Linked DNA regions of Mus musculus: region 2 is linked to region 1. A link is a loop called in an ENCODE intact Hi-C map of the cell type or tissue named here. Cell type or tissue: heart. All regions are shown on one strand. Links, peaks and the distances in the headings refer to the core of each region. The heading gives the core; the rest is flanking DNA. Region 1 overlaps Otof (otoferlin). Region 2 holds the start of LOC115490283 (a small nucleolar RNA gene).

What was found. Peaks named below come from ENCODE experiments on the same cell type or tissue, not always from the same donor. Only the 100,000 strongest peaks of a DNase experiment are listed, where the experiment ranks them.
Region 2: a loop joins it to region 1, with 5 times the contacts of the local background. A loop is called at or near these places in 2 of 42 quality-filtered maps.

The regions. Positions count from the first base shown.
Region 1 is chr5:30,422,348-30,425,257 of GRCm38, forward strand. All of the region lies in intron 3 of Otof (otoferlin), which reads right to left. Among named protein-coding and RNA genes, the nearest start is that of Otof, 38 kb to the right of the region's middle. In heart, for the core only: a CTCF peak has its summit at 1,388; no DNase peak of the experiment used is centred there; H3K27ac peaks cover 324 bases.
Region 2 is chr5:30,681,666-30,684,575 of GRCm38, forward strand. LOC115490283 (a small nucleolar RNA gene) reads left to right here and starts at 138; the gene lies at 138-283. In heart, for the core only: CTCF peaks have their summits at 1,527 (motif pointing left) and 2,499 (motif pointing right); no DNase peak of the experiment used is centred there.

The sequences.
Region 1 (2,910 bases), core at 113-2,612:
TTGTCTCATGAAAGTGAGGACCGGAGTTTAGATCCCTAGTATGTCTGTCTGTCTGTCTGCCTGTCTGTCTGCCTGCCTGTCTGCCTGCCTGCCTGCCTGCCTGTCTGCCTGCCTGTCTGCCTGCCTGCCTATCTGTCTCCCTCCCTCCCTCCCTCCCTCCCTCCCTCCCTCCCTCCCTCCCTCCCTCCCTCCCTCCCTCCCTCCCTCCTTCCTTCCTTCCTTCCTTCCTTCCCTCCCTCCCCCCAAAAGGTCAGGAGCAGAGGTGCTCATCTCTAACTCCAGCATGAAGAGGCTGAGATAGGTGAGCCCCAGAGCTCATCGATGGCCAGGCAGTCTGGCACAATCAGTGAGCCCTGGTTTCAGTGAGAAACCCTGTCTCAAGAAATGATGAGGTAGATAGAAATAGAGAAAGACACCCAATGTTGACGTCTTGCGTACATGTGTGCAACACAAGCACATATGTGCACACATGGGGTGGGAGAGGAAGAGGAGACATACATTTGTATACACATGTGCACATATACACATGAACATGTATGTCTCCCCCTCCAGTCCTCCCAGCTGTGTCAAGAGCACACAGTGGGAACAGCTGTAAGAGATGATTCTGACATGCTTGCCCCCCAAGCTCACGGCCTCATTGAGTCGCACGTCTCCCATCCCCCCGTGCTAAGTTAAGACTTAGGGGTTTTTGATTCTTCCCAGAGAAGTTCCATAGAAGCTTCCAGTCCCATCTTGGGTTCTCGTCACTTTGCAGATACACATGGTGGGTGGGTGGAGCACTGAGTCCTGAGCTGGGGTCCAGGAGATCCCAAGTCACTGCTAGGGAGTTTATGTCCTGTCTTTATAAAGAGAAGGGGTAGAACACCAAGTTGGTGAGATCACAACAGTCAGCAGTGGGCATGAAGGAACGCACTGGCCTTGTAAAGGCCTCAAGTGCTTGGCTCATCAGTGGCATCAATGGAGTCTTGGGGATGCGCCAACTCCTCATAGACCTGCTGTCACTGCTGGTTTGCAGCATTCACTGGTTTCTGCAGTGCATACACTCACAGCACACCCAATTTTAATATTCTAACAGTTCCCCCAGAGGGATCTGCTGACTCTGCAGGCTACACCTTTAGGCTGGAGGTGGCGGTGGGAGAGCCCTGAGTATGTGCACTTTCAAGCACGGTGATGCTGTTACTGCCACTTGGGGCACACATGGAGAAGCTGTCCTACCCTGAGCCTTTGCTGACAGGCTCTTGTGAGTCCTTGTCACCCCAGTAAGCCCTGCCAGGCAACTGCTGAGGGCTGGAACTCAGGCACATTTGTTCTCAATCTGAAACGCCCGAGAGTAGCCAAAGGAGGTGCCTAGGATCTACTAAGGTGCTGCAATGTTACAAAACACCCCCCAGGGGGCAGGAGGGAGCCATTCCCCTGCAGTTGCTGAGAGAGCCTCTGGTGATGTCTTCTACATTTCTTTTCCTTTACAGTCTGAGATCCTAGACTCGGGAGGGGCTTGGGAGGAGAACTTGGCGAGTGCGAATCCTTGAAATGACCCCTCCCATCAAGCTTTCAAGCCTCGTCCAGACAGGAAATGGAAGGCAACACCAGTATTAATACTGCAATCTGTTTCCACTGCTAGTCCACACCTCACTGCCTGCAACATGCAGCAAACCGCCCTCCTGGCCAATCTCCCATTCCTTGCCCCCTGGGTCAAGCTCTAAGGACATGTGATCTGTCATTCCATAAGGGAGGAGGCATAGACTATGGAAGAGTTCTGCTCTGGAATCAGATGTAGCAGTCCCTCAGGGGGCCTTCACCCCCGGTAGTTATGTGATGGTAGCTAGTTCTGCAACCTCTGCAAGTCTTGTGCTGTTTTTTTTCCTCTTAAAGATTCTGATGCCATCTCCCCCCACCCCCACCCTCCATGCTGGTGTGGAGATCCAGCTCTGTATTGCTGCAGGCCCTCTGCCTCACTGTCTCTTCTCCTTGCTATTGTGTGTGACCTGCATTTAGAGGGCTCAGCCAGGTCTGGTCTTCTCTGTTAGGTGAGCGCTAGCAACAGAGCCAGGCTGTCACTGACCCTTGAAGATCTTAAAGTGGTGGTGTGGTGATGGTGGTGGTGGTGGTGGTAATGCGTGTGTGTGTATAAAACAGCTCCCCTTTCCTCAAAAAAATAAACATGAATAAATAAAAGATCGTAACCCATAAAACAATAAAGTTTTAAATGGACAGTTGATATCTCAGTAAAGAATTTTTTCAACCTACTGTCTAGCTGGGTCTTGGTTCCCCAGGCTGACCACACATCCCTTATGTGGCCCTAGAAGCACACCCATTAGAAAGAGGGCAGCCCTCATGGAAACCCTACAGAGTAGCCTGGGAGAAGCCAGAATTATCAGGTAGGTGGGCAATGGGGAGGAGGCCTCAAGTGCAGATGGGCTCACAGACTGGCCACAGCAGAGCACCAACTGGGCACCAGAATCCTGTCAATAATTTATCGTCCTCCCCTGGGAGCTGGTGTCAAGTGCCCCGGGCTCAGTCCGGCTGCCACTGTGCTCCTGGCTTCTGAATTATTCAGAGCAGCTGGCATTCTTGGTGGAAGGAGCCATTGCCCCTTAAAGTCCTGGTAAGGCTACACAGGATACATAAAACCTCTTCCTAATATGTTTTCATGAAAGTTCCAGGTTTCTTGGAGAAAGCCCTGGTTCTAGGACACTTGGGGACCTTATGGTCCCTGGCCAGCAGCTTTCCACCCTTGTACCATGTCTTTACCTCCTGGCAGTCCCTAACACCACTGGACAGAACCAGATAGTCCTCTTCTCTAACTCCAAGGTAGGAAGCCCTGAGCCCCCACCTAGCTCCAAGCACCTTACTCCAAGGTTGGCCTGTGTCTCTTCTTCACATCTTAGGTCTTGGCCAAGAGTGGCTTGA
Region 2 (2,910 bases), core at 102-2,601, 260 kb after region 1:
ACGAGATGTAAGTGTTTTTCAAATATTGTAAAGAAACCAATTTCAATTAAAAAATAAAGTCTGAATTTCTACATAATTCTATGGATGTATATTTCATGCATGTTTCAGAGAAAAGCCACGGCTAAAATTGGACCTTCAGCCCTTCTGGCAATGGGCAAAGAGCTTCATTGTCAGAGGTGGTGTTCTTCTATCAGTCAGGGGCAGAGCAGAAGGCAGGCCTTTGTTCATCCTAGCTTGATGCCTGGCTTGGTGGCCAAAGCTGTTTTATGACAAGGGCTCATAAAAATCAAATCAAATCCAGGCAGCACAGCATGGGAAGAGGGAGACAGAAACCTGCACACTGCCATGTCACCCATAGACCTGCCCTCCAGTCCATGGAACAGGCCAGCCATTGATACCCGTTTGCCACCACACCACTCAGCATGTATGGAGGATGTTACCTAGGGGCCTGCCAGCGGAGTGGCCAGCTTACAGCGGGAGCGGCCATAATATGAGTATGTGGTAGGTGGTCATACAGGGGAGAAAGAGAAGAGGAGTGGCTTGAGCAGCGTGAAGAGAGATGGAACTGGGGACTGAGGGTGGAGAGGAGGGGCCTACTGTAAGTGGCCAGCCCTGCCACCTGGGGCCATGGTGAGGACCCAGTCCATTCCATCTTTGCTGTGGACTGGGGGTGATAAAGGATATGAAAATATCAAGGGATGTTGAGGACTTTAGACAGGGTTTGAGAAACTTGAGTGGTGAATTCAGGACCATTGACTGGAGGGAGGCTGAGATTCCAACCTGAAGGATGATCTCACAGAGGAAGAGATCAGAAATTAGGTCTAATTTCTCTGACAAGTGTGCTACGGGTGCAAAGGAGGATCCCAGTTGGTGACCCAGAACTCTGAGGGCAAATCCCTCCTTTCTGTTACAGAGGTGGAGAAGGGACAGGTCATCACTGGCAGTGTGAGCTGGAACCTGAAGCAAGGCCTGTTGGAGATCTTAGAAGATGAGACTCTATAGCCTTGGCTGGACAGGAAATTTAGAAGAGCAGAGTTATTACTTTAGCCAGACAGATTGCATCAACATATGAAATAAGAGTAGATTTAGGGAGAGACAGAGAGTAGTAGGTCAGAAGCCAGGCCCTGGCGCAGTAAGTATGGGCCAGCCTGGACCCCCTAAGGTAGCACAGTCTACGTGTGTTGGGTAGAGAAGTGGGTGTCATGGTCAGTCCAGGTAAAGACAGAGACGTTGTATCTAGGTATCCAGGGGAGTAGAGAAGAATGCAACCTTGAAGTCTAGGACTGAGAAATGCGAGGTTCCTAAAGGGATAGTGGAAAGAAGAGTGTAAGGGTTAGCCACAACAGGATGGAGAGGAACCACTAGAGAATTAAGAAGGTGGAGATCTTGAACCAGGCAATAGGTCTTGTTGGGTTTTGTTCAGTGGCTGCTCTTCCAAAGGACCCAGTTCAAGCCCCAGCACCTACATCACAGCCATCTGTATCTCCATTTCCAGGGATCCAGTGCCCTCTTCTGGCCTCTGCAGGCACCAGGCATTCAGGAGGTTCACAGATCTTATAAGGGTCCATGATTTGCCAAAGAATGATACCCTGGACTCACATAGTATGTAAACACAAAGAGTGTTTTATTCTGCAGAAGTCCAGCCTGCTGGGGCCTCCAATTACCAAGATAGAGAGACAACCAAGTGAGCTTGCAGGCCAGATTTAAAGCACATTAGGGGATTCTGGGGTAGGTGACCTTTATCTTGTTCCATCTCTAAGGATATTCCATTACCAGGGTGTGGGGGCTGGAAACTGCTGCTGACCCATTGTCCTTGCCTCAGGGCAGGGGCAGGACCCCTTCTGAGGCCTGGATTTACCAGTCCTGGCAATTTGAGGCCTGTTGTAGAGCCAGCCTAGCCTTCTCAATAGATTATATTCAGGCAAAACACCCATATTCCTAAATATAACATAAAATAAAATAAACACCATAGATTTTATGAGAAAAATACATTGACAAAACATGTCAAAGTCTAATTCCCATGTCATGTGCCATCTTAAAAGTGAGGGGTAATTATTTGGAGAGATTTGGGAACTAGTAGTGTATGTATAAGAGCTCTATAAACCTAGAAGAGACGTAAGGAAATAAGAGAAGATAGACTTCAGTTTTCAAAGACAATGGCAATCAGTGGAGGCTCAGTCATGTCCAGTTTTCTACTGCTCAAATATATTTCAGCATATATTCTGCTCTATATGCTATGAGCGAAAAGAAATCTGGAGATTTTATCTGAGTCTGGGTGAGATGCAGGAGACTTTCTGGTGGTGAAGGTTCTGGGTAGTTGTTAGCCTGTAGGTTTCTCTTTTTTCTCCAATATTTCCATGTATGTGTACATATGCATGTTTTCATGTATATGGGCACACATGTATATGGACATGTGGGTGCAACTTTAATTTTTTTCTAAACCTTTTTTTAATTGTATTTATTATTTAATGTGAGTGCTCTGCTGCACATATGTCCACCTGCCTGAAGGGGGCAGCAGAATCCCCCTATAGATGATTGTGAGCCACCATGTGGTTGCTGGGAATTGAACTCATGACCTCTGGAAGAGCAGCCAGTGCTCTTAACCGATGAGCCATCTAACCAGCCCCCAAAACCTTCTTTGAACGATGGTTTTTCAAATGCTCTAACTTCCTTTCTAGCCCACCACCCATCAGAGGTAGTGGAAAAGAACGGTTATTAGGGTACAGGGGAAGTAGACCTGTTTAGAAATGGTTCTTGTGAAGCAAATCCCATCTGTGTTGTCAGGAATTCAGTGGTTCAGTTCACAAGTCGGCAGTGGCAGCTCGATCCACTCAAAAACACTTCGCAGATACAGCAGCAGTCAGTTCAGTAGCGTCTGGACAGCGGTGGCAGGACCTATCAGGAACAGCG